3 separate regions of the Homo sapiens genome follow, and regions 1 and 2 are each linked to region 3. Evidence: chromatin loops called from intact Hi-C (ENCODE). Cell type or tissue: gastrocnemius medialis. All regions are shown on one strand. Links, peaks and the distances in the headings refer to the core of each region. The heading gives the core; the rest is flanking DNA.

Region 1 (11,084 bases), core at 1,067-9,066, 230 kb after region 3:
TTTATGTATATGTTAACATTTGACTTGTATTTATCCCAGCTACACCCTTCACCTTAGGGGTTTGCAGGGAATGACAAATCAAACATGTTTTTGTTTGTTTGTGCAGAAATGTTTTGTTCTCCTAATAAAATGAATTATTGTTTATTATGGAATATGTACATTATTTGGTAAATATATAAACAAGAGTATCACCCATATGCCTTCCACTTTAAGATAATTATTGCTAGATTAACATGTTAGTGTCCTTTGATCTGAAATGACTTATCCATCCATGTGTGCCTGTGCGTGCACACACACACACGCCCAAATAATGGTTTCATTTTTAAGTATTTTATTACATTTAATTAAATTATGAGATATACAGTTAAAACATTTAATATTCATTGTAGAAAATAGAAGTAGAAAGAAGGAAGGATTTTAAATGTCCTCCCAGAGATTACCGTTTCAGTGATACTAGTAATTTCTGAATTTCACCTATATCATATTGCTCAAATTCTACATTCATCATCTGGTAATACTGATTTTGGTCACTGTTTATCTCATAGATAGCTGCTCACATGTTTTTGAATTGAACAAAGTTTGAATTTGGCTTATATCTGACCACCACCTCCCTCTCATGTAATTGTTAGTCATTTCAAATTTTGCAGTTCCCCAAAGGTGCAGTGTGTTCTTTTATATATCTGTGTCTTTGCATATACCGTTCTGCTTACCTGAAAAAACCCCTCCACAAACACCTATTGTCCCTTACCCACTCTCTGCCTTTGTCTACCTAATCTTCAAGATTCAGCTCAAGCTGAGCTAGAATTAAAGTCTTCCCTGATCTTTATCTTTGCTCTCTTAAACTAGTCAGAGGATCTGTACCCAGAGCATGCATGGAATTCTGTGCCCTGTAAAATTGACATGAAGAAAAGGAGTATTCATTTTCGTACTTGATTCTTTAACAAAAAATTCCTGATTGGGTCTAACTTTTTACGTGTGTTGGATTAGATGGTCATATACAGAAGGGAAAGAATAGCAATATAAGTCTTCTCACGTCTGTAATCCCAGCACTTTGGGAGGCCAAGGAGGGCAGATCACAAAGTCAGGAGATTGAGACCATCCTGGCTAATGCGGTGAAACCCCGTCTTTACTAAAAATACAAAAATTAGCCGGGCGTGGTGGTGGGCGCCTGTAGTCCCAGCTCCTCGGGAGGCTGAGGCAGGAGAATGGCATGAACCCGGGAGGCAGAGCTTGCAGTGAGCCGAGATCGCGCCACTACACTCCAGCCTGGGCGACAGAGCGAGACTGCCTCAAAAAAAAAAAAAAAAAAAAAAAAAAAAGTCTTCTCATTAGCAATATAAGTAATCTAATTTTATGTTTTTATGTCTCACACATACACATACATATATACTACATTGTGTCAAATTAGTAAGTACAAAACTTTTGTGTATGAATTTCAGTTTTCTATTTAAAAGAAAGTACATAATTAGTTTTACCAAAATATAGTTGCTACTGTTCATTGTAGTTTCTACCCTTTATATGAGCCATTGTTTGGGGGAGTACTTGTTTTGTTACTGGTAATAAACTACAAGGGAAATTTGTAATATAATATTAGTATATTTCCCCTAGATTTTTAAAAAGCAGGTCATTATTTTTTTAAGCACTTCAACTGCAGCACAGTGCAATCTTTTGGGGAGAATTGGTAAAATGAGGATAAAATTAGTACAGGATTCCAGCAGCTTGAAAATAACACAATATTTGACCAAAATCTCTTTTGTATTCCCTACTCTGGTTCAATTCCAGTAGTCCTGGAAATGTGCCTATGGACTATTTACAGTGAGATTATAAAACTGAATCATGATTTTGGTGAATAGAAGCCAGAGCATGTGGCTACAGCACCCCAGCTGGCAGTAAGCTCTCCCTAGGTTTATGAATGTAGTTAGATGGTCCCCAACTGTTTACAAGACAGCAGAGGTGAGATATTTGATTGACAAGTCAGAAATGCATTAGATCATTCTCTCTGCCAGTCTCTGGTTCATGCTGTTAAAAATGTCAGCCTCCAAGTTTGAATGGCAGCCTGAGGGCCTTAGAAGCTTTTTGTTTTCTGAGATGGAAACACAAATTGGATGTGTGCCTGAGCGCTTCATCCTGGGCTGTAATTTCATCTTTTAGCTAAGAACCACAAGGTACACGAGCAAAGCACCCTGTAAACAATAATACTGTGGAAAAAAAATAAACAAGGTCGTGTTTCTGGTACGTTGATCCGATGGTGTCCTGACCTCTATCACGTTGAACATCTCCACTCTGATTGCTGTTCCCTTTGGCATTACAATGAGAGAAAGAGAGACTGACATACTATGAAGAAAAGATTTAAAGTTGCAGTATCGTTGCACATTCCTTGTATTGGCTATGAAATATTGAACTGTCAGAATGTGACACTTGGTTTTTTAAGCAACCTTTCTTGTTTGAGGTGTTTGCAGTTCATTCCTTTCTCCCCCATTTGTCTGCTTTCATTGATAGGGTTGGAAGTAGTTGCCTTAAATGCATGAAAAGGGACAGTGTTAAAGAGAAGTGGTGCTGATGGAGCCAAACAAACTTAACACTAGAAAATAAATGCAGGCTGTGGGGCAAAGGAGATAAAGTTGGGTTAGTGTATTATTAATAGTGGAATTTATGGAACACCCTATTGTAAGGAAGAATCAGGTTAGGTCCCATTTCTGTTTTTGTGGAGGCAGGAAGTTGGGAAGGTGGTATTGGGTAAAGAGATGCAGTGACATAGTTTGTTAAACTGATAGCCTACTATATGGCAGTATTGCCAGGCCAATCAGAATTCACCCAGCTATTTTATTTATTGCTCTTATTATCCAGTGTCTTTAACAAGTGGTGAAATTATAGAAGACTTTAAAATTTGGGGAAGAAAAATATTTTTTTAATGTGGAAAATGTGTATTTATAGTAAGAAAGCTCATTAGGTAATATGGAAGAAACATTATGCTTATATTAGTCCAGCTTATGCCAAATGAATAGAAAATCTTCCTTATAAAACCACCATATATTTCTTGGAAAATATTTTGTAGTAATAAAATGAGTTTTCTATTATGTTTTAAATTACATCTTTTTTTTCAAGCTATGAGTAGGAGTTTATAAATTACAATACATCTTAAAACAACATATATATTTTTTCTTCTAAGGAAGCACTATTGATGTATGCTTTCATTTTCATCCCTTTTGGGGCATTGAATTTACAAGTAAAGTTTTAACTGAGAATGAATGGCCTTTTGCAGTTCTTCTGGAGTATGGAAAAGAGTTTGTATTGAAAGTTCCTCAATGGCTGGGCACTGTGGCTCATACCTATAATCTCAATACTTTGGGAAGCTGAGGTGGGTGGATCACTTGAGCTCAGAAATTCGAGACCAGCCTGGGAAACATGGTGAAACCCCATCTTTACCAAAAATACAAAAAATTAGCCAGTCATGGTGGTGCCAGTCTGTGGTCCCAGCTACTCGGGAGGCTGAGGTGGGAGGATCGCTTAAGCCTTGGAGGTGGTGGTTGCAGTGAGCCGAAATCATATCACTACACTCCAGCCTGGGTTGACAGAGTGAGACTCCATCTAAAAAAGAAAAAAAAAGGCAACTATTTAGCTTAGCCCTCTCCTCTGAAAATGTGAAAGGCAAGAGCTGTTCTGCATCAGTCTAGTGAAATGCACTGGAAAAATGGTGTTGGTAATTCCTGCTTTGAGGTCATGCTAGAAAGAGAGAAGATAATACTTGTAAAATATAAGTCCTGCTCCTTTGTAGCCAGATTTTTGTCCTTACTTAAAAATATTGTGCTCAGAAAGTAATACCAAAAGGAGGGATATTAAGAACTAGTTATTGTTGTTTTTAAGTATTGCTCTGAATTTTTAAAGCATAAACATTGATGTAGATTTGCATTTAAGCTATGAGAACCCACTGTCTTGACTCAGTGGGGGAGTTTTCAAAAATCATTCTTGTAGAAATTGATTTCTCATTGGCTGATTTCTACAGGATGAATGAAAACAAACCATTTTTTGCAGTCTTAGAAGAATAAGAGGAATGCAAGTGTTTAAGAAATGAGACTGAAATATGCTTTATGGAGTTTTCTAAATCTGGTACAAAGAAACTACAAAATTTCTTCTTATGTATTATGCATCAATACAGTGAAAATGCCTCACAGCTTATGGGCTTTTTACAACCACACCTTCACAATTAATGATTAGCTTTATTATTTAAACTCCAGGCTTGCCTCATGAGCAAACATCAGTGTATTCATAGAACCATAGAATTTCAGCATTGGACCAGACATCAGAGGCCATCTAGTCACATACGTCTCATAATGTAGAAATCCTTTATGAAATGTGTTTGGAAGGGAGTCATCTAATCTCTCCCTGATCACTACCATTATTGGTGAATCAAACTTCTTGAAGCATCTTGCTTTTACTTTGTTGGTTCTACTAGAAAGTTTTTTCTTGGCCGGGCGTGGTGGCTCATGCCTATAATCCCAGCACTGTGGGAGGCTGAGGCGGGCGGATTGCCTGAGCTCACGAATTTGAGACCAGCCTGGGTAGCATGGTGAAACCCAGTCACTACTAAAAATCCAAAAAATTAGCCAGGCGTGGTAGTACATGCCTGTGATCCCAGCTGCTTGGGAGGCTAAGGCACGCGAATCGCTTGAACCTGGGAGGCGGAGATAGCAGTCAGCCGAGATCACACCCACTGCACTGCAGCCTGGGTGACAGAGTGAGACTGTCTCAAAAAAAAAAAAAAAAAAAAAGTGTAATAAGTCAGAATACAATGTAGACACGTCTTGTTTTGAACACAATTTAAATAATGTAATTTAATTACTGCCTAAGATTGCATATACTTCTTTGATTTGAATGATGGAAAAATTTCTAGGAACTTAGCCTGGGTTTGTTTCCTCATCTTTTCTTTGAAGCCAGAAAAGCATAGAAAAGCATATGTAAGCACTTTGACAAATGACATAATGTAGCGGCATATCAGAGTGGCACAGGTATTTTAAACCTAGCTCCAGTTCCTGAAGATGGTGAACATCTGCTTAGAGGTACTGTAGAGCTCCACAATGCACTAATTGAATTACTCTTTTCTGGAGTTGCGACTGCACTAATTGAATTAGAATCTCTCTCTCTCTCTCTCTCTGTCTCTGTGTGTATGTGTGTGTGTGTGTGTGTGTGTAAATGAGATAATTCCAACCTTAACGGGAGAGACTATGAGAGACATGACTGATGGTGTGTACTGTGCTGCTATCTAATGGCAGCCTATGGAACTACTACGTGGTCTCCAGGGAAGAGAAAATACAGCGTGACCTCAGTCTAACCCCATCCAGTTTAGTTCAGAAGGTCCCAGGATGTAATTTTGTAATTCTAAATTGAAAAGGAAAGAATGTGATAAATTTCTGTATTAAAAATTAAGATATATTTTATTAGGCATAAAGTTTTTAAGTACTAAGTTACAAATATTCAACTGAATTAAAAATTTCCTTTAACTGGTGAAAAAAAATCGAGTTGGTGGGTCATCTTTTTTCTCATTTTGTCCTTCAGTGACATAAACGTAAAAAGGAATTAACGTTTTTGAAATGTCTTAGCATCATAGAAAGGATAAATGATACAGGGCTTGTTCATATTTTTAAATACAATTTTTTTCCTGGTTGTTAGAAATAAGGTGTTACCAGATTTTGCTTGTATGTGATTATGCTTATATTAATTATAGCAGTATCAAAGTAAGTTGTACAGATCTCACTTGCTCTTTTTTTTTTTTTTTTTTTTGAGACGGAGTCTCGCTCTGTCACCCAGGGTGGTGCCATCTCGGCTCACTGCAAGCTCTGCCTCTCGGGTTCACACCATTCCCCTGCCTCAGCCTCTCGAGTAGCTGGGACTACAGGCACCCGCCACCATGCCCGGCTAATTTTTTTGTATTTTTAGTAGAGACGGGGTTTCACCATGTTAGCCAGGATGGTCTGGATCTCCTGACCTCGTGATCCGCCTGCCTCGGCCTCCCAAAGTGCTGGGATTACGAGCATGAGCCACCGTGCCTGGCCTCTGTTGTTCTACTTAATAGTTTAAAAATTAAGTTTACCACAAATTTGGGCAAGTTTTAAACCCTCCTAAGTGAAGTCAGTTATTTTGTTCCTTTAAAAGAAAAAAAGAATCTTAGTCACAATTTACTGATTTTTGTAAAACATGCAAATGTAGTCCTGCGCAACATTAAAAGCAAATAAATACACTGAGGACAACTCAACATGAAATATATTTTGATTCAGTTTAACTCTAGGCATTCTAACTTGTAAAAATGGCCCTTAACAGAAAAATACATATGTATAATCACTTGATTTATAGAATGTGTATGTGTGCATACAAAACCACTTCAGTAAAAGTGCTGTTGGTTACCATTCTGAGCATTTAAAACGATCACTTTCCATTTGATCATATTAAAGATATAGAAACAAGTATATAGCATAGAAAAGTTTTAATTTCTTCTATGTAATCTTCATTATTAAAATATGTTTGAATATGCCATTATTTTGTAGGCTAATTTGTTCTTCATTGTGAGATTGAGGTACTTAGATTTCTTGTATGAATAGCTCTCACTAAAATGACTATAATTTGTACTTTTTATATTGTCCTTAGGGACATTTTACTGATTTAGAAAATCCTTTTGACATCAAGTAGATGTAAGGCTTTACAAATAACATGGCCATTCACAACTAGCCACAACTCCGATTCGATTCACAGAGTACCTTTTATTTGCCAATTACTGTACAAAGTCTTAGGCATAAATTAAGATTCAGAACCTATCCTCAAGGAGCTTATAGTTATTTGTTATACATGTATTAAGTACTTATATACCAGTCACTGTGCATATAATTACTAGTGTTAACCATTAGTCATATGTATTTTTTTCTGATTTATTGAGCTAGAGGTCTGGCTTAGTAGCAGTCCTAAGGAAATGGTATACTTATGTTCATATCAGATATATCTCATCTCAGCAAAAAAGTGATAATGTATATTTCAGACTAGTCTGTGTCTTAAATGGTTTTCTCTTGCCTTTACATACCTTCTAAGGGAACAGTGATGTTTGTGATAGCTGTACATGTAGCTTAAAAAGAGATGATAATATTTGTTACAATGCCTCCTACTGGTTGATCATAGATTTTCAATCCTTGTTGTCTTCAGAACTGGTAGTTCCCACTGGTGATTTGATAGTTTGGGGCTTCTACTGAGGCTATAACTGAGAAAGAGTCTATTGCATACAAGGTATAAAGTGCTTCTTTAAACAGTCTGTTTCTAGAACCTAAATTGTCCTGGGACCAGCTCTTGATATAAAAATTCATAGAAACCTGTTTTTCACAGAGTGTGGTAACTCCTTGCCATAGTGCTGTAGTGTTAAAATTCACATTGGCCAGGTTGTTCTGTAAATTAAACACTGACAGCTACCCTCAGGGGAACAGCCAATGTATTTATGATGATGTGCTGATTACACAAAATACACTGCAAGCAGAAAACAGCTGCAGAGAATAAACCTCTTAAAAAGAATACAATTACAAATAGCACCCTCAGTATTTCTAGTGGTGAGTGTAGAATACAGCATGCTAATGCAAGTTTCTTACTAGTCCGCCTGAAAACAAAAAATCTGAAGGAGATAAATTATGGTTGAATGCACATGCGGTGCCAGCATAGCAGTGAACAAATTTCCTTTCTCAAGAGCATGGCTGTAAGTGCACAGATTTCAGGTGTGGAGTAGTCTAACCACCCTCCCTCATTTTGTTAGGTTTTATTAGTGGTTTTCTCATATATAGTAGGGCATGGCCTTGAGGTTATAGGGGCTCTAGACATTTGAAAGATATTACACAATGAATGGGGCAGGAGGGTAACTAAATTGTGGTTACAAATTTCTGGTAGAAACTCGATATGTTAGGGTTTAGTTATCGACATTTCATTTGAAGATACGACTATATATTTTCAGTGTTATTAATGGCATTGAAGATGGTGCCCTTGGAATTAATAAAAGGAGTCATGACTCTCTGGTAAGATCTTTCTGATTTCTTAGATTCTGTTTTTCAAGAATAATGGTGTTTTAGGACATTGGAATAGCTGATTGTATATTTGTAGGAGTATCAGCTCTCAAATATGTCCCTTTTCATTCCTGCATCTTACTGGTCACATGCATACAGGTAAGAAGATTAGAAAAAAAATTTTGTTTTCCCTATTTGAGATTCTCTCTGTTAGAGCTTAGGGTCAGTATCTATAAAATATATTTCAACTGCTGAGCATGCTAGCTTCTGTTTAAATCAGTAGAAAATATGTTGATCTTTCAAGACATAAATTTACTCAAGCCAACTGTAAGGTATAGCGCAGGGACATAGTGATTGGAGACAGTTCACTTCACCCGCCTGAAACTAAGAATCAACTCTTCAGTGTATGGATCACTGGTATGTAATAATCGACTATTATCGGTCTGTCTATTGGTCTCTTTTTAAATCAGTTTGGAACCTCCTGGAGTTATTTTCTTGCTCTACTGACATCAATCCCATGTGGCAGAGGAGTTGTGTATAATCGCTTTGGTTTAATCAATAGAATAATTGATAAACCAGATAAGATTTAAACTGATTATAGCCCCAGCAGAATTCCCCAGAGGCCTTGGACTCTCTTAATTTTGACATGTGTGTTGTGTACCCTGAGGATGAAGTGCAGTTTGAATTATCTGCTTTTATTTGCTTAATGACGGGGAGGGTGTTAAAGTCAAATGTTTAATTAACCCAGCAATGGGCTGCGTTGTCACTTACACACAGCTGATTGAGATATCTCATGGAGAATACTGAATAGGAATGATAATGTGGCACTGGGACGGAAGATTGCTTTTTCAATCCATTTGCTGGGTCACTGCTTTGAATGTCTTATTGGATGAAAGGCATTCAGCCTGGAGAAAAAATTCAGCATTTAAGTACATTTTGTTCTCTTCCCCCCCCACCCCCCCAACCCCCTCCGTGCTCAGAAGTTAACTAAAACAGATATGTTCTAGGTTTATTAAGCCATCCATGTACTAGTAAGAGATCAGGATAGCCAGTAGCCTCAAGCTACATAATTTCCTGTGGAAACGGAAAAATCCTACTAGCCTCTAAGGTATTCTAAATGTGAGCTCTTTTGTCCCTCACATCCTGTGTCCCTTGCCATTATTGTGAGGTTGTCTTTGGTTACTTGTCTCTTGCCTTTTTCTGTAGTGTTTGCTAGATGTGCAGCTACCTCTAGGGCCAAAGGCAGACCTTTTCCTCCCAAAGAAGCAAATTATCCAGTACATTTTTTGCTATTTGATATACCTGGCTTCTATTTGGTTGTAATTGTGACTAAGAATTATAATGAGACTGTTGAACTATTCAGAGAGATGAAAATTTGAGGCATTACAAATTCTTGCTTTTTTGGCTACTGCTATTGTAAAAACAGTTGATGCTGTGTATATTTCATTTTGTTGAGAGGCACTTTGCTTTCTATATGGACTAAAAAATTAGGCCAGGAAAGATTGCAATATTCAACACCATCAAAAATGAAGTCTAGGCAACTGGAGTTTTAATGACTTGCTGCCCACAAAATATCCCTGACTAGCTTTATAATGGAATGTAAAAACTCATTGAAGGCATATGAGCAAAACTTTAAAAAAAATTAACCATGACTTTCCTTCTCTGTAGTTCTTATGTTTCTTCCCTCTATCCCCCAAAGATCTAAACCAGGAATTTACTAATTTTTTTCTTTGCTTTAGTCATTTGTATTCCAGAGAGCACAATAGGGAGAAGGATACAAGATTGATTTTTTTATGTGTGTCCTCTTGAAAGCAGAGTCTGGGGCATGAATACTGTGGGGGGTGGTGGGGGGGCCGGTTACAAAGCAATAGAAGCATGCAGCTAGTGTTCGCGTGCAGGTTGGACTTTTTGCGGGTCAAGGCAGACCAGACGAGTAGCTTATCTTGAGGGACGCAAGTAATAGACCAAATATAGAGCAGCTATTTCAGGAATCATGTAGGTCATTTAATTATCCATTATGATTGAGTGGCTAATGCTCTTTTGGCAATTACATGACCTCTGTTATTCTTGAAACCTATCCAGGCCCTCGTGGGTCAAGTGACCCACAAGTCAGTGCTCTCAGACTTGATTCCACTCAGAAAGAAAGGAGATGTTGGGAACCACTGGCATTTAGAAATGGCCATGTTTTCTTTACTGACCACTACCCAGAATGTCCTTTGTACAGCAGTGATAGGCAACTGGTTTTGAAGTCAACTATTCCTTCATTGTATATAGGAGCAAAAGATGCATTATACATTGGTTTCCACAAGAGGGTATTTTGGCAGGAGATACTTTAATACCACAATTAGCTATTATGGTATTCACTAATTCTGTACTGTAAGAACAACTACTATGATATTAAAATTAATGTTTGATATCTGTCAAACCAATTATCTATTACCAAACTCTGTAGTGGTATTTTCCATTCCATAACGCAACAAGTGCTATTGATGATAGCTAATAACAGATATTAGTATATTATTAATTACTAATAGTAATTATAGTAACAGATTAGTAATAATAACAAAATGCCATTGATGATAGCTAATAACAGATTTTAAAATATCATTCATTAAAATTAGCCTAATTTGAATTTCAGTGCTACAACGATTATTAAATTAAAAGGCCACTTTAAAATTAGGTTCTGGTCAAAGACAGAATAAGTTGGAAACATCTTGATTGTTTATCACTTTTTTTCTTTAATCAACCAAGTATTATTAATATTTCCAAAAAAAACCAATTTCTGCTAAATGATAGTAAAATTTTCTATAATTCAGTGACTTGTGGGGTAATTTTGAGAACAGAAAATGTACATTTCTTGTGATTCTTTAAATCGAAGATAGTTACGGTGTGGAAAGCAATGGCAGCATAATCAAATTAATTGTAGGATTTGTCAGAAATGCACAAAATTCTGCATAGTTAGCAAAGTGGTAGATTAGAGGTATACAGCCATTCTCTAGCATTCCAGTAACTTAAGACCTTAGGCTTAAGAGAAATAATTTTGGTATTCTTTAAGTAGAA
Region 2 (11,084 bases), core at 1,308-9,307, 250 kb after region 3:
TGGACTCTAATCCTAAACTACTGAGTAAATGTTTTTTTAAGTCCTATGCTACTTTTATCAAAGAAAATAAAATCAAATCTGAGAAGAGGGGGAAGAGAAATAACTATTTTTAGGACCCAGACTTGGAGATCTGTGCCAACCAAACATCTACTATAATCGAGAGAAGGTAATAATCATGGTTTTAGTTGTCATCAGCTAAGTGTGGGCTGGAACTTTCTTGTATCCAGTGTCAACCTGTGTCAAAGTGCAAGCTAGAGATCTAATGAATATGATCTCCTACACAATGCTTAAAGATACATGAAATACTTCCCATCTAAATCCTTACATAATTTATTTATATACATGGGCATATGTTTTCTTTTACATATGTGTATATCTGTATGTATACAAATCTTCAAGTGAATAATTGTATAAATATATGTATGTTCTAACTTACAGAATTAGAAATGTAATTCAGTTTACTCCCAAAGGATAAGATTGAAGATAATGAGAACTGAATTAAAGCTTACTTTCTTTCACAGAATTCCTCAGAGAGAGAAGACTGTAATAATGGCGAACCCCCTAGGAAGATAATACCAGAGAAGAATTCACTTAGACAGGTATGAAATTCAGCCTTACTTAAAATAAAAAGCTACCAACAGCAAAACAAAAGACAGGAGGAAACCCTTGATTTGCCATTCTTTAAGCACTGGAGCTTATATTAAGAGTACTCGGACGTTGGCCTGGCCATAGCCATCACTTTCAATCAGGTGACATGGTTTTCCCAGTTATTTAAAAAACATTCTAGGTATACATGTACAGGACAGCTGGTTGGCATTTTTAAAAAAGTATAAAAACAGATCTGCCTGTAATAAAGTTAGCCCTTTTAGTATGAGCAATATTTTGTTTGCTTTTTCTAGAAGAAAAGGCCATTGTTAATAATAACTTAAAAAAACAGCAGCCGGGCAAGGTGGCTAACGCCTATAATCCCACCACTTTGGGAGGCTGAGGCAGGCGAATACCTGAAGTCGGGAGTTCGAGACCAGCCTGACCAACATGGAGAAACCCAGTCTCTACTAAAAATACAAAAATTTGCTGGGCATGCTGGCGCATGCCTGTAATCCCAGCTACTCAGGAGGCTGAGGCAGGAGAATCACTTGAACCCCAGAGGCAGAGGTTGCGGTGAGCTGAGATTGCGCCATTGCACTCCAGCCTGGGCAACAAGAGCAAAACTCCGTCTCAAAAAAAAAAAAAAAAAATAGCTCACCACTGTGCCCCAATAGAAGGTAACACATTTTACTTGTGAAAGTTCAATACCATTGTGTTCTTGTAAAAATTAGAATGTCCTTGGCAAAAACAAGAAACGCAAGTTCTTATGATGTTGCCAGAGAATAAGTGTGCCACCTATTCATTTTTATTTTTATTATTTTATTTTATTTTTATTTTTGAGACAAAGCCTCACTCTGTCGCCCAGGCTGGAGTGCAGTGGCGTGATCTCGGCTCACTGCAACCTCTGCCTTCTGGGTTCAAGCGATTCTCCTGCCTCAGCCTCCTGAGTAGCTGGAATTACAGGTGCCTGCCACCATGCCTGGCTAATTTTTGTATTTTGGGGTTTTTTTTTTTTTGAGACACAGTCTTGCTCTATCGCCCAGGCTGGAGTGCAGTGGTGTGATCTTGGCTCACCACAACCTCCACCTCCAGGGTTCAAGCGACTCTTCTGCCTCAGCCTCCTGCGTAACTGGGACTACAGGTGCCCACTACCACACCGGGCTAATTTTTGTATTTTTAGTAGAAACGGGGTTTCACCATGTTGGCCAGGCTGGTCGCAAACTCTTGACCTTGTGATCTGCCCACCTAAGCCTCCCAAAGTGCTGGGATTACAGGCATGAGCCACTGTTCCCGACCTAATTTTTGTATTTTTAGTAGAGACAGGGTTTCACCATGTTGGCCAGGCTGTTCTCAGACCCCTGACCTCAGGTGATCTGCCCAGCTTGGCCTCCCAAAGTGCTGGGATTACAGACATGAGCCACCACACCTGGCCCTGTATTCATTTTTAATATAAAATTGGATACAATGAGCCTGAGCAGCAGTAAAAATAATTCTAATTTACTTGGATTTATAGCATTGTTCTAGGAAATAGGAGATCTAATATTTGTTGAGCACCCACCGTGAACATGATGCTTATTTGATTTAACCCTCACAATAACCCTGTAAAGTTTTTAGATATGATGTGACTTCCAATTTATAGATGAAGAAAATGGAGGGTTAGAGAGGTTAGATGACTTGTCTAGCTAATTAGTGATTTGATACTCAGATCTCAGTGTTTCCAAAGCGTTTCTACTTGTGCCTTCTGACTTCAGTTTATATATAGTGTTTAGAGGGAAAGTACTTGAAACTGTGACACATTCATTTTTTAATTTACTATATGTTAAATGTTTTTTGGATGAACACTTCTTTTTTTTATAAAAATAATTGTTTAGTAAATAGAATTGAATCATCCAGGAAGCTTTAAAAAAAAAAACAAACAAAAATCCACAAATGATCAGTAATTGATGTTGAGACAGTTACAATTTTAACTGTTTGGAGAATCAACACCTGATCTGTTCATCTAAACCAATAGGACAATACTGAATAAGATAAATTGGGAAGTAGGAACACTCTGCCCACTATACAGAAACAACTGTCGGAAAACAATGACACAACAAAAGTTTTGGCAACTTTATTTAAGCTAACAAACGAATTTTCTCTCTGCAAAGTTATAAATTAATTTTAATAGGCTGATCCAGATGGTCCATTTGGAAAATGGATAGGCTGATCTGTTGAAAATTAAACTAAATTTATCTCTCTCATACTTCAAACTGAAGCAAGAGAGAGAATCATGCCTATTAAGTCCAGCACATACAGATGGACCAGCAGGTCACACATGGGACTAATCTGATTCATTTTAAAAATAAATGCATACATTATTGAATCATTTTCTACTTGCAAGATCTGTTGTGTGCAATATTCGAAAGAGATTTAATGTTGTTTTTTTCATTGCCGTTTTAGCAGGTTCTCTTCCCCACTCCCCCTGCCCACTTTAATTTAACAACCTTCCCCCCCACCCCCCCCATGGTGCTTTGAAATGATTTTTCTAATATCTGTCATTCAGTGTTGAGATCCAAGCTCTGGAGATTAATTAGGTCATGAGGCTTTTTCTCCTCCCTTCTTTGTAAAGGGTTTTATCTCCATTCTCTTTGTGAAGAGCATGAACTCAATGTTCTTGGAAAGAGAAATGGCCTTTAGAAACAGGGAAGTAGGAGATCCTCCTGGGGCCCTCAGAGTCTTTTAGCTTCTGGGTGTTTTAGCAGCCCCATGAATGCAGATTTGTAAATTTATTGCAGTGCCATCTGGTTTTTTGCTCGAACCAGATTACTGTTGGCTTGTGTCTGTCTATTGTGGTGGTCACTCCCTAGGAGCTTGCCCTCTCTATCTTAGGGAAGAGTGATGAATAGCAGGGGTCAATAGAAGCGGGTCACAGGGCAGCTGTCCAGGACTGCCCTGAACTTGATTACCCCATTGCTGATTTTTTTTAAGGTAGGACATAGTATATAAGCTGTTTAAACTCCCTCTTTTCTCTATTGCATATGACAATAATGAAGTGCCATTTGCTATTTTGTTTTTTTGTTTTTGTTTTGTTTTGTTTTTCCTGTAGTCAACTTCTGTAGACAAAAAGATGTCAAGGCCGCCTTATACCTAGTATTGATACAAGTAGGATTTGCATCTCATTAACTTGAGATTCTTTTGCAGATATTTCTAATGGGATTTCAGAAACTCACTATTGATTATAAAAAGTTCAGTTATCTTCTAGCAATTTAACATTGTTTTTAACTAATATTATAGTTGACATATATTATTCAAAAATAGCGTTTTGCCATTGTTGATAGGACATAACTACTGCATGTTAATTTGGAGAGCTATTTAAATATTGGAGGAGCAAACAACTTTATACCAAAAATTTGGCAAGTTGAACAAATTCCTTGAAAAATACAACTTACCAAAACTCTTAACACAGGGTGAAGCAAAATTTGAATAGCCTGATGTCTATTAAATAAATTTAATTAATCATCAGAAGGGACATGTGGTTTTACTGGTGAATTCAACAAATATTTAAGGAAGAAATGATACGAATTTTATGCCAGACCCTTTCACAGAATAGAGAAGGAAAGAACACTCCTTGACTTAAAAATCCACCATAACAGTAATTCCAAAACCCGACAAAGATATTACCAGAACAAGAAATAATGAAGGTGGAAATTAAGAGACACTGTTCCCTGTGTCTGTCACCAAGTCATTTTGTATACCTGCTTTTTCGTTTCATTTCCAGCATCTGAAGATGGAAGAGTTTGGGGTAGGGAGAGGAAGTAGAGCAGTGTATCCTTGTAAAGAAAGTTAATTTTCTTAGTTTCAGAATAATCTCATTTCTTGGCATTAAATATGAACTTTTATTTAAAGGATGTACAAAATAGCTACAATTTTTGTTTTACTCCTAAAAATGTGAAGTCAAGGAAAGGATAGCCACTGTTTTCCTACCTTTTATTCCTATCTGCAATCAAGGGCAAAGGCCTGGGAGGATACATGAAAGTACTCATTACTTTTTGAAAATTGTGGCATTACAACGTTCAACTCTTTGCTTCTCATTGGTGCTAATAGGATCTGTCAGCCCTGCCTTTCTCTGTAATTGAGTAAATTGTGACCGTTGTCTAATCCCTCTCCCATCCCCCATTTCCTTTGTGTATGTGTCCACTTACCATCCTGAGAACGTGGGCAGTGATAAATAAAGCATTGAGTAGAGCTCTCTCAACTCTCTGAAAGCAGCATGATGCCAGCCCTCTAGTTATATTTCTTTAAGTGTTTAGGTTTTTCTGTATTCTTTCTCTTGTGTAGCTGGAACCCTGGGGATGCAAAGCCATGAGAGAGGCCAAGAAGCTAACAAAGTAGCTGTCTCCCTTGTTAGCTTGTTCCTTTATTCTTTAAAAACAAGATAAAAACCATCTGGCTCAGGGCATTACATTTTCCTCCCCCATGCACCTCTATAGATGGAGACTTCACCTGCAGTGAGGGTTTACATTGATTAGGGAGGGAGCAGTAATTCAAGCTTCCATCCTCTTCAAGGATACTTTGCAGTCTTTAAAGGTGCTGACCCACTGAGTTAGACTGTCAAGGGAGGATAAAAAAGTATCTTCATCCCAGGAGGTAACAGCTGCCAGGTTTTCAACACCTTGCACGCTGCTGGAAAAATGTCACAATTGTCAGCTGAAAGAAAAATGACTGTGTTGTCATCTTCTGTTAATGACTGGGCCTTATAAAAGGAACTACATAAGTCTTTTAGAAGGAATAAGTAGCTGTTTTCCTTTTCTACCATATTCCCCTCCCCTGAAAAAATTCCTGCGTTCTAAACATTGCCTTGGAGTAGATCCACAAAAAACAGCAGTGAAGAACTTAAATCAGCCAGTATAAGCATGGAAGTCTGATGGGCATAGCTCCTTTATACAGTTGGATGAGTAGGAGGAAAAAGCACATCACTGACACAGAAAATGACATTATAGTGTGTATTAACAAAACAACCACAACAACAAAAAGTCATTCATAAGCCAGTGAACTGAGAGAAAACATACTGTATTTCTGTTCTTTGGAGGACAATTTATTTTCAAGCAGCATCCAGATGGGTAAATACCAAGACATTTCTTTTTTCAAGAGAGCTCCTTTTCTTCCTTTAAAAAAAAAAAAAACACAGAATTTGCTTCCTTTAATAGCTCTGTAATGTTCATATATGATGGCATTCCCTTCTTTCTGATTTGATTGATGAGGGAAAAAGGTTTAATGAAGTCCCTGATATCAGGCAGGCAGGGTTTTTTTTTTTTTTTTCTCTCTATTTGTTTTAGGTTAGTCACTTTAATTGTATTGAGTAATTAGAAGGTACACACAGCCAAGGGAGCTTTGTTCTGATAATTGCTCGAGAAAACCCATTCCCTATCTGCCGTTGCTTTGTGTTAAGACACTTCTCCCTCTAGTGGCAATAGTAAGCACTTTGGCTTGGCAGTAGGCAAGGTGTAATTGCAATATGACAAACTATGCTTAAGGGACTGTCTTGTAAATACTTTCGTTTGGGGTTTGCATTATTTCATTATATATGTGTGGTTGGTTGTTGTTGGTTTTTTTTACTCTATAAAACTTGCTACCTCTTTTTGCCCTCCTAAAGTGCTTTGGGCTTTGGGTAAAAAAAAAATTGCCTGAGATGTTTATTAATAAAAAAAATCACAATGCATTCTGGGTAATGTTTTGCAGCTTGACTTAATTTTAGTCATCTGTTTTAATTACCTATTTATAAAAATGCCTTTGCATTTGTAGACATTATTTAATACTTTGGAAGAAGCACCTCATTTGAAATAAATAAATAAATTGTACTTATTTTAAATAGTCCATGTAAAAGATCTTAAAGGTAATTAATGTAGGTCTCTTAAGTAAGACAAAAGTGATCTTTCCAAATCTGACGAAGTGATTTGTTTATATAACTTCCCACTTCTGTTGAATCCTTTAGAGTCTAATAACTTTTTTAAGAAAACACGGTTTGGCAATTTGTGCCTAGCTACAAAAACCCTTCTTCAAAAAGGAGCAATTTAATAACCGGCTTTCTTAAAATTACTTTGAGGAAGGAAGACCGTATGGGGGGTTGGTGCTTTGTTTTATTTGTATTTTAATGTAATCATTCTTTGATAAATTGTGTAATCACTGACTTAGTAGGAAAAATATTATTGAACTCCTGGGTTGCAATGACCATAAAGAGTGTATTTTCATATAGAGAGTTGTGATACTGGGAATAAATTATAAAGGAAACAGTTTATATGCTGGTCAAAGTCCATATGGGCCCAATTCATTTTGTTTTCAGTGCTTACTCTGGATGTACCATTAAAAAAGGCGGGGGGTGGGGTGGGAGGAAGCCTGTTGTGCTCATCTGCATGAGCCCTAAAAAAAAAATCTGCCCTAAAAACAACACGGAATGATAGCAGATGCAGCTTTGCATCTATTGAACAAGATTCAGTAGCATCTGTGTGGCATTTTTAAAACCCACTTCCAGCTTCCTTAGATATTGCTTTTTGGTTTGCTTTTTCTATACCATATTCTTGTGTGGGACATGATTTGATGTTACCATGTATCTGGAAGTCCCTGTCTTCCTATACCCCCACTCCCAGTCACTAACGATTTTCATTATACTATATCTTGTTATGCTATAGGGCTGCTGAACAGATTTCTAAGCAGCTTTTTGCAAGGTTAAAACAATGCAGCCCAGTAACAAGTTTGTGTAATTTTAAATATATACCTTCTAGTAAATAAGGGCAAGTCTGGCAATCAATCCCTTTTAGTGTGTTATATGTTTCACCTGACAACTAAACCTTCTATTGATTAGCCATTACTTTGTTAGATAATCCTATGTCATTGAATCCATTGTAAAAAATTAAACTCTTTAAAATGTTTTACCCTAGCAGCAGTGTGAAAATTGAAAACTTGTTCAGAATTACAGCCTGCTTTCACAAAGAAGGTAGTTTTCAGCAAGGCATCTTACTAGTTTATGCTTATGTGCTTTATATGCGATATAAAAACGTATTAAAGTACTCCAACGCAAAACTCTCTGCCTCTGGTTCAGCAATGAAGCTACCTTTTCAAGTGTTGCATGGGGACAGAACCTATCTTGCCTGTGGCTATTATATTCACTAGTTGGATTTCAAACTGGAGAGAGTCTTACAGGAAAATATTGAATGGAAAATATTGAATGTTTTAGCCTTTTAATTGCAGAGTGGTAAAGGAACTATGACAAATTTTAGTTTATTGATCTGTGTTACTTCCTTGGGAGATCAGCAAAGTCATTTACCCATTTTACAGATGGAATGTCTAGAAAATAAAGTCCTATATATAGCCCTACTCTGGAAACTCCCTCAGGCCTGGCACAGAGTTTCTGAATCTATCTAATGGTCCCCTAAATATGTTATTACATATTCATTCATGAAGGGAAAAGAGGGTAATTTTGAAGGAAAATAAATTTTCTTTTTATAACTTAGTATTTTCAGAAAAATAGCATGATACATTTATTGATGACTGGACAAACCTCTGTAAAAAATTTACTCCTAAGATACTTCTATTGGAAGTTTTCATACAGTGAATTTTACAGATATTAATTGTATAAGTCTGAATTTTTGATAAATCTAACCACCTGTGTAACCACCACCCTAATTAAACTATAGAATATTTTCATAACCTAGGAATGTCTCTTGTTCTCCTTTCTACTTATTTTCTGCACCACCAATGGATCAAATACTGATCAGCTTACTGTCACTGTAATTTTGCCTTTTCTAGAATTTTGTGTAATGGAATGCTATATTTTTGGGGTCTGACATTCACTTTGCATAATGTTTGTGAGATTCCTCTATGTTGCTGTGTATATCAGTAGTTTATTCTCTTTCATTGAGTTGAATAAATATATCGCAGTTTGTTTTCTGTCTCCTTTTGGTGGATATCTGAGCCATTTCCATCATTATAAGTGAAGTTACTATGAACGTTCTTCTATAAAGGTTTTTGGTGAGCATATGTTAAGTACTTTTTCATGTGCTTATTGGTTATTCAGACATTTTCTTTGTGAAGTATCTTTTAAGTTTTTAGCCATTTTTAAAAATTGCATTGTTTGCCTTTTTATTATTGAGTTGTAGACTCAACTGTATTGAATTCTGGATACCATTCATTTGTCAGATATATGTACTCTGATTATATCTCACAGTCTATGGTTTGCCTGTTTATGGTATGTTTTGATGAGAAGTTTCTAATAGTTGGATGAAATCCAGTTTACCAATTTTTCTTTCTTTTTTTTTTTTTTTTTTTTTGAGACGGAGTCTCGCTGTGTCGCCCAGGCTGGAGTGCAGTGACACAATCTCGGCTCACTGCAACCTCTGCCTCCCAGGTTCAAGCAATTCTTGTGCCTCAGCCTCCTGAGTAGATGGGATTACAGGCATGCGCCACCACATGCTAATTTTTGTATTTTTAGTAGAGACGGGGTTTCACCATGTTGGCTAGGCTGGTCTCGAACTCCAGACCTCAGGTGATCCGACCGCCTCAGCCTCCCAAAGTGCTGGGATTACAGGCGCGAGCCACCGCGCCTAGCCGGTTTTTTCTTTTAGAAGGGATACTTCCTTTGGTCCTACCTAAGAAATCTTTGTCTACCCCATGATTGTGAAGATATTCTTCTAAGTTTTCTTCTGGGAGCTTTATAAGTTTACTATTTATACTTAATTCTATGATCCATCTCAAATTAATTCTTATACGTGCCATGAAGTAGAGTTTGGGCTTCATTATTTTTGCCGTAATTTCATTCAGTTGTTTCAGCACCATTGTTGAAAAGACTTTCTTTTCCCCCATTGAATTACATGAATTCATTTGTCCAAACCATTTAGTTATATAAGAGTTATATTCTCAAACCTCCTGAAGAAAACGTTGCTGCTGGACCCAGAGCAGTGGGTGACAGTGCCTAAGGTACTGACCCATCCCTATTTTATGTCCCTGTAGACAAGGCGGACAAGAAAAATGATAGGTGTCTATCCTTGCACCAAATACCATAGTGTCTTGATTATTGTCATTTTATATAATGGGCCATGAAATCAGGTAGTGTGAGTTCTCTAGATTTGTTGTTTTATTTTTTGTTATTCCAGATAGTTCACATTTCTATATAAATTTTAGAATCAACCTTGCACTTTCTATTAAAAAGCAGTCTGTGAGGGGCTGGGTGTGGTGGCTCCCTCCTGTAATCCCAACACTTTGGGAGGCCGAAGTGGGAGGATCGCTGGAGCCCACTGAGTTGGAGGCTACAGTGAGTTATGATCACACCACTGCACTCCAGCCTGGGCAACAGAAAGAGAAACTATCTCCAAAAATAGACAGACAGATAGATAACTACTTTTTTTTTCATCTGAGATATATAGGATTTTGCCCCCGTTATTCTGTTAATACGACAAATTACCTTGATTTTTGTTAAGAGTTTTTGTGTCTGTTTCATGTGAGGTACTGGTTTGCAGTTTTCTTTTTTAAGTGTTTGCCAGGTTTTGGTATCAGAGTTATGCTGGTCTTATAAAATGAATTGGGAAATCTTCCTCCCATCCTCCTCTGTTTTCTAAAAGCACTTGTGTATAATCCTGGTGGTGTTTCTTCCTTCAGATTTCATAGAATTCACAAACCACTTGGGCCTGTAGTTTTCTTTGTGAAAGATTTTTTAAACTTATTATTTAAATTTATGTGGCAAGATGTTTTAGAGCAATTTGAATTTCTTTTAGAGGTATAGAGCTGTTCAGATTTTCTGTTTCATGTGTCAATTTTGGTAATTTGTGTTTTTGAAGAAATGTTTCCTGTTTATTCAACAGATTATAATATGTTAATATCTTTTATTTTAATACTGTGATTGTTTCATATTGGGCTACTGAAAGCCTCTTTCGGCAGGCTTCCATGCCCCCTTTGACGTATCTTCATCGTTCTGAGTATTTCCATCTTATAGTTTCCCTGGTCAGTCCTGGAGTCAACCATATTTCCATGAATGTATGATTCCCTTTAGTGCAGAATGGTATTTAAAAACCAAGATTCAAACACTGACTTTTCTTTTACATCTATATTTATATACTTTGAAACCATTAGTTCACATTGATAACTCCAATTCTAATTCAACCCCACAGGGTTTGTTCTAGATTTCTTTCTTTCCATATTTCATTTTTCTCCCTTCCTTCCTTCCTTCCCCTTCCTTCCTTTTTCTTTTCTTTTCTTTTCCTCTCTTCTCTTCTCTTCTCTTCTCTTCTCTTCTCTTCTCTTCTCTTCTCTCTCTTCTTTCTTTCTTGTTTTTGGTAGAGATGGGGTCTCTCCCTATGTTGTCCAGGCTGGTCTTGAATTCCAGAGCTCAAGCAATCCTCCTGCATTGGCTTCCCAAAATGTTGGGATTATAGGCATGAGCCACCCCACCCCTTTCCTAACATAGGAAACCTGGTTTAAGATTTTTTTCCTTTCAGCACTTTAAAAATATTGTTCCCAGCTGGGCGTGG
Region 3 (11,084 bases), core at 1,036-9,035:
CCGCCTCGGCCTCCCAAAGTGCTGGGATTATAGGCATGAGCCACCGCGCCTGGCTAACAGAAATTCTTGAGTTTGCAGAATGGAGGTTAAAAAAAGAAACAACTACCGGCCGGGCGTGGTGGCTCACGCCATGCCTGTAATCCTAGCACCTTAGGAGGCTGAGGTGGGTGGATCACCTGAGGTCAGGAGTTCAAGACCAGCCTGGCCAACATGGTGAAACCCCGTCTCTACTAAAAATACAAAAATTAGTCAGGCATGGTGGCACACGCCTGTAATCCCAGCTACTCAGGAGGCTGAGGCAGGAGAATCACTTGAACCCGGCAGAGATTGCAGTGAGCTGAGATCACGCCATTGCACTCCAGCCTGGGCAACAAGAGAGAAACTCCATCTCAAAAAAAAAAAAAAAAAAGGAAAAGAAACAACTGAAACTCCCTCTGCTTATGAGATCAAAAGAACTGGCTAACACTGGTTGGAACCAACATGGACAACTGGAGTCTGCGCAGGATGAACTTGCTGATGGCACCGACTGAATTTCCACTGCATGTTTCATACTAACTCCCCTTGAATTTGCACATGCGACCCATGAGATCCCAGGAAGAGATAACTGCGCATGCCCAGGGACTTTCCAGATCTCCCCTTTCCTTTCACCAATGATCTGCTCATCTCAGAATCCACCCCCTGAACCTTTTCTAATAAAAATACTGCTTTGAAGCCAAGACGAGGAGACAGATTTGAGCTTCACACTCATGTCTGCTTGTGAGTCAACTTGCAATAAAAGCCTTTCTTTTCTCAAAACCTGGCACATTGAGCAGACAGCCCCCTTTGGCTCATAACAATTGTATATGAGAATGATGCAGCTGCCCCGGGGAAGAGAGAAGAAACTGCTAATTTCCCACCAGTATCCATTCCTTCCTTGTTTTGTTAGTATGCCTGAGTTTTGGTTGGGCACATGATCACATGACTAAAGTTTACACTCCCCAGCCTCCCTTGCAGCTTATTGAGTCAATACAACCAAATTCTGATTGATGGTTAGGACGAGGTCAGATGTATGCCACTTCTGGGTTATGACCTTAAAGGAATGGGTGTGTGCTCCCTTTGCCCTTTCCTTCTTCCCACTGAGTGGGAGGCAGACATGATGGCAGAAGCTAGAGCAGCCACTTTGAGCCCACCAGTGGGAGTTACCATGAGCCCCAAACAATGACTGACTATGACTGACTGTAGTAGGTGCTCAATAAATAATTTTGGAGGGTCCTAACTCACTTAATCCTCACAATAATCCTATGAAGTCCAACCAAGTTTACAGGTAAGGAACCTGAGACACAGGTTGAGTAATTGCTATAAGGTCACCAAGGGCAAGATTTGATTCCAGGCAACCAGGTTCCAGAGTCCATGCTTTTAGTGATGACAACATATAGAACAGAGATCTATACACTGAACTGTTATGTGAAAAAGAATAGACACCTATCCCTGTTAGTCTATGTATTGGGGGACCTCTTTGTCACAGCAGCTTAAATATACCTTAACATACCCTCTGTGTCACCCCAGAGGCAAACATAGGTCTCCCCCTCTCCACACTCCCCCTAGGGCCAGTAACCAAGCAGGCAGGCTCCTGGGAGGCTTCTGAGAGGGCTCCCTAGGGGATGAAGTTTCCTAATTGGTTCAATTTGTTTTCACTCCAGACTCTATATTCCTAAAAATCAGAAAAGTCTTCATCCCACTTGGGTCTCCAGCTGCTGAAGTACCATGCACACTCACAAGCCCTCCCTTTCCTCCAACCTAGCAACACAAAGACATGGGTACACACACACTACACCCCAATGAGAAAACAGCCCTTCGTCTCCAAAGGGTAGTGTTTTCTCTGAGTTCTTTAAATTAACTAACATTTCAATAGTTTTGCGGTTTACAAGCTATCGCCATGGAAAAAGGGCCTGGTAAAGTAACCAAGAAATGTTATTAAGTGAAAAAAGTGAATTTCAGAATAGGACACATGCTCTGTTCTTATTTCTACACATATATGCACACATCTATATGTTTGCAAAAATGCAGCTCTGTCTGTGGAAGTAGTGGCTGCTCATAACCACCGTGGGAGATGGAACCGGTCTTAGTATCACCCGCCTTTACAGATGAGGAAACTGGCTTAGCGAGGCTGAGGAACAGCTAGAAGGAGTGAGACCCGTGCTTTGCTCCCCTGCCCCACAGTTCAAAGCCCTGCTCTTTCTATTAGACCTATCTCCTGTCATTCTAAGTCCATGTCACTCTAGCTTATTGTCCCCATAGTCTGCCCAGCTCACTGCTCCCTGCCCCATCTTTGGAAGAAAACCAGGGATGTGGAGGGGGCATCTCTGGGAGGGCTATTCTGGGAGGCCTCACTGTCTGCTTATGATCAGTAACGCTAGGTATTCCAAGGCAGTAGGTCTCACCCCCAGGGACAAAGAAATCCCAATAGCTGGAGACCATGACAGAAATGTACTACAGCTCAGCCTGTGTATTTTTAACACGTTCCCCAGAACTTGATGTGAGTTTCTCAGTGACTGAAACTGATATTAAGTAAGCCCAATTTTTTTTTTTTTGAGACAGAGTTTCCCTCTTGTCACCCAGGCTGGAGTGCAGTAGCACAATCTCAGCTCACTGCAACCTCCGTCTCCCAAGTTCAAGCAATTCTCCTGCTTCAGCCTCCCGAGTAGCTGGGATTACAGGTGCCCACCACCATGCCCGGCTAATTTTTGTATTTTTAGTTGAGACGGGGTTTCACCATGTTGGCCAGGCTGGTCTCGAACGCCTGACCTCAGGTGATCCACCCGCCTCAGCCTCCCAAAGTGCTGGGATTACAGGCATAAGCTACTGTGCCTGGCCCCAATTTCTTTTTGAAGAAGGTAATTGGCATGGGTATTTTCCTTCTTTCTTCCCCCCACAGAGATCAGTTACATATCTTTGGTGGGAAAGGTGAGCTGGGAAGAAAAGCCCACTCAGTGTGGAGCCCTGGGGAGCTGCAAATAAGAGACCCTCACATGCCCACAAGGATGAGCTCTCTGAGGGAGGGGACTGCCCTGCCTGGACTCCAATCTCGGGATCATTCCCCCTTCTGTCTCCAGAGCTCACTGCTCAGGCCAGGAGAAGGTTTCCCTGGGCTTACCAACACCTCTACATCTGGCACTGAAATTCTTGAATAGTCACCAGCATTTGGACTAAAATGTGCCTTTTGCAAAGCACCCTGTGAAGACATTAGCTCATCTGACCCTGAGTGCACCCCCCTGAGACAGGGAATATTATGGTCAACTCACAGATGATGAAACTGAGGCTTCGAGAGATGAAGTGACTTGCCAAAGTCCCACAGCTAGGAAGTTACAGACTTAAGCCCAGGATATCTGATCCCACATATCAGGTGGATTTCCTCATTTGGAAGTCACGCTGGGGAGGAGTAGATGGGAAGGGGAGAGATTCTGCAGTTCTCCCAGAAGAGTCTGGGAAAGGGAAAGAAGGAGAAAGAAGGAGTAGGCTGCTTCATAAAGGGAAGATTCTCAGGCCCCACTGATTCTATTTCAGTGGCTATGAAGTGAGGACCTGAAATCTGTGTTTTCAAGCTCAGACTAGCCAGCCGGGCCCATCAACAGCTCTCCCTTGCTGCCCTCCCATCCTGGGGGAAGGGAAGAGGGACACGAGGTATCCTGGCTCTAGTGCAGTGACTCCAGGGACCCCAAGATGTCCATTCTGGGAGGACACTCTGCCAGGGAAAACTACTTAAGACCCCAAGAGAAAAAGGATGGAAACAGATGGAAGGGGGACAGAGGATCTCCTTCACCTCTTTCCCCACCTAAGGCTTGGGGCTCAGGATTCTCATTTTCCTGCTACTTACAGTAAGTGGAAATTCCCAATACTTGTGGCTAATCTGTGTCTAGGGGGGATTCCCGCTCTCTGGACATGGCAGGTGGGCAAGAGGGGATTGGGGACAGAGTTCTGGGAGACTTATAAACAATCACAGAGCATTGCCTCGAATGAAAGGCTGTCACCAGATCTCAGGTCGCAAGGGACTTTTGAAGCCCAGTACCCCTCCTGTCACACAGTAAGACACAGTACTCCCCTTTCTCTAAGGACAGTCTCAAAATCGAGGACAAAGACCTAAAGCGACCTTAACAGACTGCCTCCTCCCACACCTGCCCAGGGGTTCTTCCCACTCTGATCCTTGCTTCTCCTAAACGTTCAGGGCTGGAGAAGGTCCTGCAGTTGGGTGGGAGCAGGTCTCAGGAGTGGGTCTTGGGTGAGTGTGGCTCTGCAGGGTCAGGAGTTCAGTGTCAAGACATGGTGGCAGCCTGAGCCTGTGTAAGGGAGTGTTTGGTGCACCACAGAGTCAGTACATGTGTATGTCAGGCATGTGAGGGCCCTCATGGGGCATAGAACTTCCTGCTGCACTCACTACCTATTAGGTTTTCTGCCAGGATGTCACCAGAAGCTCAGGGATCTCTGGCCCTTCTAGAAGTGCCAGGCAGGGCTGTCGCCACCTCTTACCACTTTTTATCTACTCTGAACAATTCGCGCAAGACCCATGGACTGAGCCTGGGTTGGCACTCACTCTTCCCCTGACCTTTCCATCTGCAGTGTGCTAGCTGGGGAACGTGGCCCGTCCGTCAGGCCTGATGATCACACTGTAGAGAAAGAAATTTATTTTTATTTATGCATTGTTACATTTATTTATTTATTTATTTATTTAGAGACAGCATCTTACGCCGTCACCCAGGCTGGAGTGCAGTGGCGTGATCTCGGCTCACTGCAACCTTTGCCTCCCAGATTTGAGTGATCTTCCTGCCTCAGCCTCCAGAGGAGCTGGGACTACAGGCATGCGCCACCACACCCAGCTAATTTTCGTATTTTTAGTAGAGGCAATTTCTCCTTGTTAGCCAGGCTGGTCTCGAACTCCTGACCTCAGGTGATCTGCCGGTCTCAGCCTCTCAAAGTGCTGGGATTACAAGCATGAGCCACTGTGCCTGGCCTATGTATTTATTTTTTTGAGACGGAGTTTTGCTCTTGTCACGCAGGCTGGAGTGCAATGGCATGATCTCAGCTCACTGCAACCTCTGCCTTCCTGATTCAAGTGATTCTCCTGCCTCAGCCTCCCGAGGAGCTGGAATTACAGGCGCCCACCACCACGTCCGGCTAATTTTTGTATTTTTAGTAGAGACAGGGTTTCACCATTTTGGCCAGGCTGGTCTCGAACTCCTGACCTCAGGTGATCCACCCTCCTCGGCCTCCCAAAGTGCTGGGATTACAAGCATAAGCCACCGCGACCGGCAATTTCTGCATTGTTACTTTTAAGTGACAAGTAAACATTGTATATATTTATGCTGTGAAATATGATGTATATACTGTGGTGCAGGGGAAGAAATTTCTAACCTCCCAGGTATCCTATCAGCTGGGAGGAAGCTGACCCCACAGCAGGAGGGAAAGAGGTAAGATTAGCACAGAACTCACAGTGCGGGTGGAACTCAGCAACACTGAGTCTCCCTTCCCTGTGCAATCCCATGAAGATCGGAGGAACCCTTGTGCGCCTTTGGGAAAGGGACTTCCTCCCTATAGGCAGGAGGGTAGCTGAGATGACCGCGAGCCAGTTAGAGGAATTTCGCTGCCTCCAGCCCCGCAGCCCGCCGCAGTGCCAAATAACAGACGGCAGAGGGCGCTCCTACCTAACCTTTCCCATGCCGCGGAGGGTGCGAGGACCGGAACTTTGCGAGCCGAGAAAGTTCTGATTTTTTTCCGCAGTGTTCTGATCTTTGCCCGCAGTGTACCGGGGATTGAGCTGGGGGCCGGGCTCGGGTAGGAATAGGGATGAGAGGGGCTCATAAGTAGACCCCCCCCCCTTTTTTTTTTGAGACGGAGTGTCACTCTGCCGCCAGGCTGGAATGCAGTGTGGCGCGATCTCGGCTCACTGCAACCTCTGCCTCCTGGGATTACAGGCGTGAGCCACCGCACACGGCCAGAGAACCCCCCCTTTTTTTTTTTGCTCCCCGCCAGCAGAGACATGGGGTGGTCCCTTCCTCAACCCCACGCCAAACCCAAACCCTGAAACAGTGTCCCGCACATCTGCCGGGTCCAAGTGAGAGTCCCCTAGCCACACCCCTGCAATTCCTTGCGGCCCTCTACTAAAGGCTCCGTTCCAAGAAGTGAGGGTGAGAGGTCGGGCGCGGTAGCTCACACCTGTAATGCGGCAGCTTTGGGAGGCCGTGAGTTATGATCATGTCACTGGACTCCAGCCTGAGTCAGAGTGACAGACAGAGACCCCTGTCTCTATTTTTAAAAAGAAGTCCGGGCACGGTGGCTCACGCCCGTAATCCCAGCATTTTGGGAGGCCGAGGTGGGAGGATCGCTTGAGCCCAGGAGTTCAAGACCAGCCTGAGCTATATAGTGAGACCTCGTCTATACTAAAAGTTAAAAAAAAATAGCCAAGCGTAGTGGTGCGCGTCTGAGTAGTACCAGCTACTCAGGAGGCTGAGATGGGAGGATCGCTTGAGCCTGGGAGGTGGAGACTGCAGTGAGCCGAAATAGCGCCATTGCACTCCAGTCTGGGCGATACAGTCTCAATAATAGTAATAATAATAATAATAATAAAGTGGGGGTGAAGCGTGTTCACTCAGGAGCTTGTAGTTTGGGAGTGGGACCGCGTCAGGATGGCTATCCGGGCTCCGGATGGGTGGGGAAAGGGGTGGCTTAAGGGCGGGCACTGCTGCTGAGCGTCAAGTACCGCTAGGTGGCGCTCGAAGCCCGCGTCACAGAGAAGCGGGGCCTTTCGAACACCTGTGCTCAAGAGGGGGCGGGCTTGGAGACCCGAGAGGGCTGCAGGAAGAAAGAGCCTGGACCCTAGGATCCTCCCTGAAACAGCGGGATGGCCTGGGTACATGGGGCCATTGGGCAGCCATCGTTCTCCGGAGGCTTAAAAGGGGCGAGGTGAAGAGGGGGGCAAAAGCGTGGCAGGCGCTGCGAGGGAGAGAGGAGGCATCCCCCGGCCTTCCCCAGGACCTGGAGGGGTGGGAGACTGTCGTCGGCACACCTGCCTCTCTGAATTTATGGATTCCGTTCTGAGGCTGCTAGGAGAAGAATTCGGGGTCTTAGAGGCCACATTTGGCCCAGGAGTCAAACATACAAGGGCACGCTCATCTGTTTTTCTCCCAGGATACGCGGGTCTGTGTATGAGCAGCTGCTCTGAGCTTGCGACTGGGAGGGCAGAGGGTGTAGACTCCCGCGTCCCGGGGCTCCCTTCCTCGCTCTTCCTTCGGACACCCACAGCAGCTGCTCCTGGGGAATCTGCCCCCAAGTTTCGAGGAACTGCCCCCCAGCGCCCAGGAGGAAAGGGGAATGGGGCTGTAAACGTGTCTAATTCAGACCCGTTATCCAGATCGGAATTAGTTTCTCGCGGACACCTCCGCGCCGCGGGCCATTCTCTGCCTGGGGCCTTTCTTGGACCGATCCATAGGGCCTCGACTGGCTTCCACGGCGCTTGCAAATTAGAGACTCTGATGCCTCAAATTTGTGGGGTCCTGCCTCCAGCTCATCCCCCTCTCCCGAGGCTTGGCCTAAAGGCACCATCCCTGCCACTCCTCACCCCCTGAATTCAGTCGGGGGCCTGTGTGGAGGGAAAGGAAAACCTGGAGAGACCAAGTGGCTGCACTGCCACCGCGCAGGCATGGATCCTGCCTGGCCGCCGTCTGGGAACTCGAGATCCGAGGAGGGGCAAAAGCCGCCGGCGCCGGGGTCAGGCCTGGTGGACCCGAGCTCCTTGGTGAGACCTGGACCCACCGTCTTCTCCTTCAAAAGCACAGGGTGGCAGCGGGGAAAGGATACGTTCCCATTGAAGGGGCGATGGAAAACTGGAATCAGAGACTGAAGGAGGCGGGGCATGGGACCCCGGAAGATGCCTCCCAGACGTTCCAGGCCTGCTTGCCCGGCTCCGGAGGTCTTAGCAGCATCCTCGGAGGTTGCCAAACACCTGGGAAGGGGGTAGGTGGAGCTTGAAAGGACTCTGGGTCTCTCTTTGGGAATGCAAAGTCCCCTCAACTCTCCTGGCCCTCCCATCCGCCCCCCACCCGCGCCAGCGTGTGGTAGCCCCGAGCCTAGCACGCTGAGATGTGGGAAGGTGTGGGTCTGCCCAGTGGGTGGCCCCGACAGAACGAATCCGAGGTCCTGGGAGGAATTGGGAGACGTGAAGAGTTGGGTATCTGCCGCCCCAAGGTGGGGCCATCCGCTTGGCAGTTTCGGCTCTGCGGGCGGCGCGGCCTCGCGCGGAATCTAGCCAGCCCCTGAGAGTCCCCGCCCCCTCCCCGAGGCCCAAGGTATTAGTGCTGCTTGATCAGACCTCATTTCCTGCGAAAATGGAAACATATCCAGGGTCCTTAATAAAGTGAATGACGAGGCTTCGGTGTAATTGGGCTTCCGTTTGGTGGCTATTTCCTTAAACTGAGAGTGGAAAAAAATGTAAACTCACAGCGCTCAGATGTAATTATATGATTATCAAAAGGAGTGCAGGATGGATTAGCCGAGCAACGACCTAGAGTCTGAGAAACGGGCAGGCACAAACGCTTACTCAGACCAAGGGACCCAGAAGTCCCGGACTTCCACACCAGCCCCGCATCCAAGCGCGCGCCTTTGAAACCTTCGGCCTCTCCTGCCAGCCAGAGACCCGCCCTGCCGTTGCCATCGGGACACGCGGGATCTTTATTTATACGCTGGGGTGGGTCTTTTCCTTCCTCGCAGAGGAGGAGCGTCCTCTAAGGCAAGGGGGGTGGGTGCTGGCTACGAGTCCCCTGACCGCCTGCCCGGCCCGCGTGCGCTGGCTGCATATTTCTATGCATAATCCAATTTTCTCCGTGACTATCTAGTTAAACTCTTTAACAACAGCTACATAATTAGAATTTGGATTCCCATTAATTTTCCTTGGGCCTCGAACCATTTGCAGCTCACACTGGTAATTAATGCGATACATCACTAACTTTACCCAGCGCAGGCCGGCCCGGCTCAGGTCGCTCGGCCAGCGCCTGGCGCCCTCGAGCGGGACCCTGACTCCTGACCCTGCTTCCCAGGTGGGAGCCGTTTTCCTCCTTCCAAAGCCAGATGCCTCGGGCCCGCGAACCAAAAGCCTTCTTTCCAGGAAATTTCACAATTAAAAATATTTATCGGGAGCAGATTTACGTTTCTGGGTTTCCAGTCTCGGGGCGTCTGGGTAGGCTATTAAGAGTAATTAGCATCTTTTGCGCATGCAGATTTACTTCGCTCATTGCCACATAACTCATCCCTAAAAGCCGGCGCAGGCGAAAGCAGGCGCCGCCGGCGGAGCCGCTGCCACAGCTACCGCCGCTGCCCGCCCGAGCCCCCCTCCCCTCCTGCGCTGCCCGCTCCCAGTCTCTCCGGCCCGAATTGTCCGCTCCAGGCCCCAGACGCTGAACACGGAACGAAAAGGCTTCCATCCTGGAGACCTGGAGACGAGTGACGCCAGAGCGACCTCGTGCGGTTGGGGAAGGCCCAGACTAGGCTCTCCAGGCTGGGGCCGCGCCGTCTGGACCCCAGGCATTGCGACCACGCATGTGTGTGCACCACCGAGTGGGCGCTTGTGTGTGTGCACGCTCACGTGCGCGCGAGTGCACAGGAGTATGGTTGCTAGTGCGCGTTCCTGAGAGGGCGAAGGGGCGCGTGGAAAACGAGCTGATCACCATCCTCCCCTTCCCTGCAGCCCACCGGTTCCCAGGACGACGCTCAAACGTCAGTCCTAGGCCACCCACCTAGGGCACTGAGTTTCAGAGGGAGACTCGGGCCCCTACCTTGCCTCGAATTCCCTTCTACAGAGCCAGTTCCATCCAGCCAAACGGCCTGGAGCACTCAGCGCCCAGCCGGGGGAACTGGGAGGCCCAACACCCGGCTGCAGCCGAGCGCATGGCTGGCCTGGTACCGGTGAGAGGCCGCCAGAGAAAGCGCAGGCGGAGCCGGGGGTCACTGAACAGAGACTTTCAGGGTCGCTGGGGGGCGGCTGGAGACGATGAGGCCACGCGACTGAAGGGATTGGGGGGTGAGGAGTGGTGGTGGGGGCGGACAAAGGGACAACGTGGCGGTGGACGAACCAGGGCCAGAGAGGGCCGCTGTGGCTCCCGCTCTTCGGGCCGAAGCACCCACCACGGGTTCGTTATTAACGCGCTGGGAAGTCCGCAATCCGCCCAACTTTCTTCTCTTTAATGAGCCTAGAAGAGGCTGCCCTGAAGGGGTTTGTTCATTAAAGATGTAGCTGGAGGAATATTGTCTCATTAATTATCTGGTTTTAATTACACTCCTACCCTTTGAATCCAGAGATGGGAAAAGTTGATTTGGTGGCGCCGCCCCCTTGAGCTTAAAGGGTCGGCCTGGCTAGGGGACCAGGAGGGGCTGCATGGGGACTGCTTGCTCCCGGGAGGGTGTGGGCAGGAGTCTGGTGTATATCCGGCCAAGAATCCCTTTGCGACGTGTCTCCATGCCTGGGTGTGTGTGTATGGACCTCCGTGTGTCTGCGTGTGTGTGACCACGTGCGGCTGAGAGGCCATGTAGACGTGACTTGGGTGTCTATGTGTGCTCCCTGCCTGTGTGTAGTTCTGTGTCTGGGTGTACATATGGGTAGCTGAGTGTGTCTATAGACAGGCCCGAGCAGGGGTCTAAGTGAACAGCAATGTGACTGGGTAACTGTGTCTGTGGTGTCTAAGACGGTGGCTTCCTGCCCGTCAGCTCAAGTGACAGTGACATCTCTGGGTCTCTGCATATATCCCCATGTAGATGAATGTTGTGGGGCGGGGTGGGGGTCCATGGCTGGGGCATCCCAGGAGCTGGACTACTCCAAGGACATGGCTCGGTTTCCAGGGTCCCCAGAGCTGGGACGCCGCCGGGAAACCATGGTCCTGGAGGGGAGGGAGTTATTTGAGGGGGTGCTTGTCCCTGCCTCGTCCCTTGTCAGGCCCCGCGCGGCGCTAAAGCGGGGGCCGTTTTCCCTTTAAATCGCGGACACTTTGACAGGGGACATTAAGGACCCGGCTGCTCAGGCTGAGCAGATCATAAAACCGGACAGGCAATTTCTGCTCCCGCCAAAT

The links. Hi-C counts contacts between places; a loop is a spot of excess contacts. Peaks named below come from ENCODE experiments on the same cell type or tissue, not always from the same donor. Only the 100,000 strongest peaks of a DNase experiment are listed, where the experiment ranks them.
Region 1: a loop joins it to region 3, with 7 times the contacts of the local background. A loop is called at or near these places in 43 of 110 quality-filtered maps.
Region 2: a loop joins it to region 3, with 7 times the contacts of the local background. A loop is called at or near these places in 58 of 110 quality-filtered maps.

What each region holds. Positions count from the first base shown.
Region 1 is chr10:101,437,132-101,448,215 of GRCh38, forward strand. All of the region lies in intron 2 of BTRC (beta-transducin repeat containing E3 ubiquitin protein ligase), which reads left to right. Among named protein-coding and RNA genes, the nearest start is that of BTRC, 89 kb to the left of the region's middle. RefSeq lists an enhancer at 4,128-4,628. In gastrocnemius medialis, for the core only: a CTCF peak has its summit at 5,285; no DNase peak of the experiment used is centred there.
Region 2 is chr10:101,461,460-101,472,543 of GRCh38, forward strand. It overlaps BTRC (beta-transducin repeat containing E3 ubiquitin protein ligase), which reads left to right. Exons shown (of 15, transcript NM_033637.4): 3 at 522-599. Among named protein-coding and RNA genes, the nearest start is that of BTRC, 110 kb to the left of the region's middle. In gastrocnemius medialis, for the core only: a CTCF peak has its summit at 6,050 (motif pointing left); no DNase peak of the experiment used is centred there.
Region 3 is chr10:101,208,154-101,219,237 of GRCh38, forward strand. No RefSeq gene overlaps it. Among named protein-coding and RNA genes, the nearest start is that of LBX1, 16 kb to the right of the region's middle. RefSeq lists enhancers at 6,555-6,624, 6,635-6,684, 8,535-9,126, 9,719-10,310 and a silencer at 6,785-6,834. In gastrocnemius medialis, for the core only: CTCF peaks have their summits at 5,652 (motif pointing right), 6,730 (motif pointing right) and 6,931; DNase peaks (open chromatin) are centred at 5,658 and 6,721; H3K4me3 peaks cover 1,110 bases; H3K27me3 peaks cover 4,702 bases.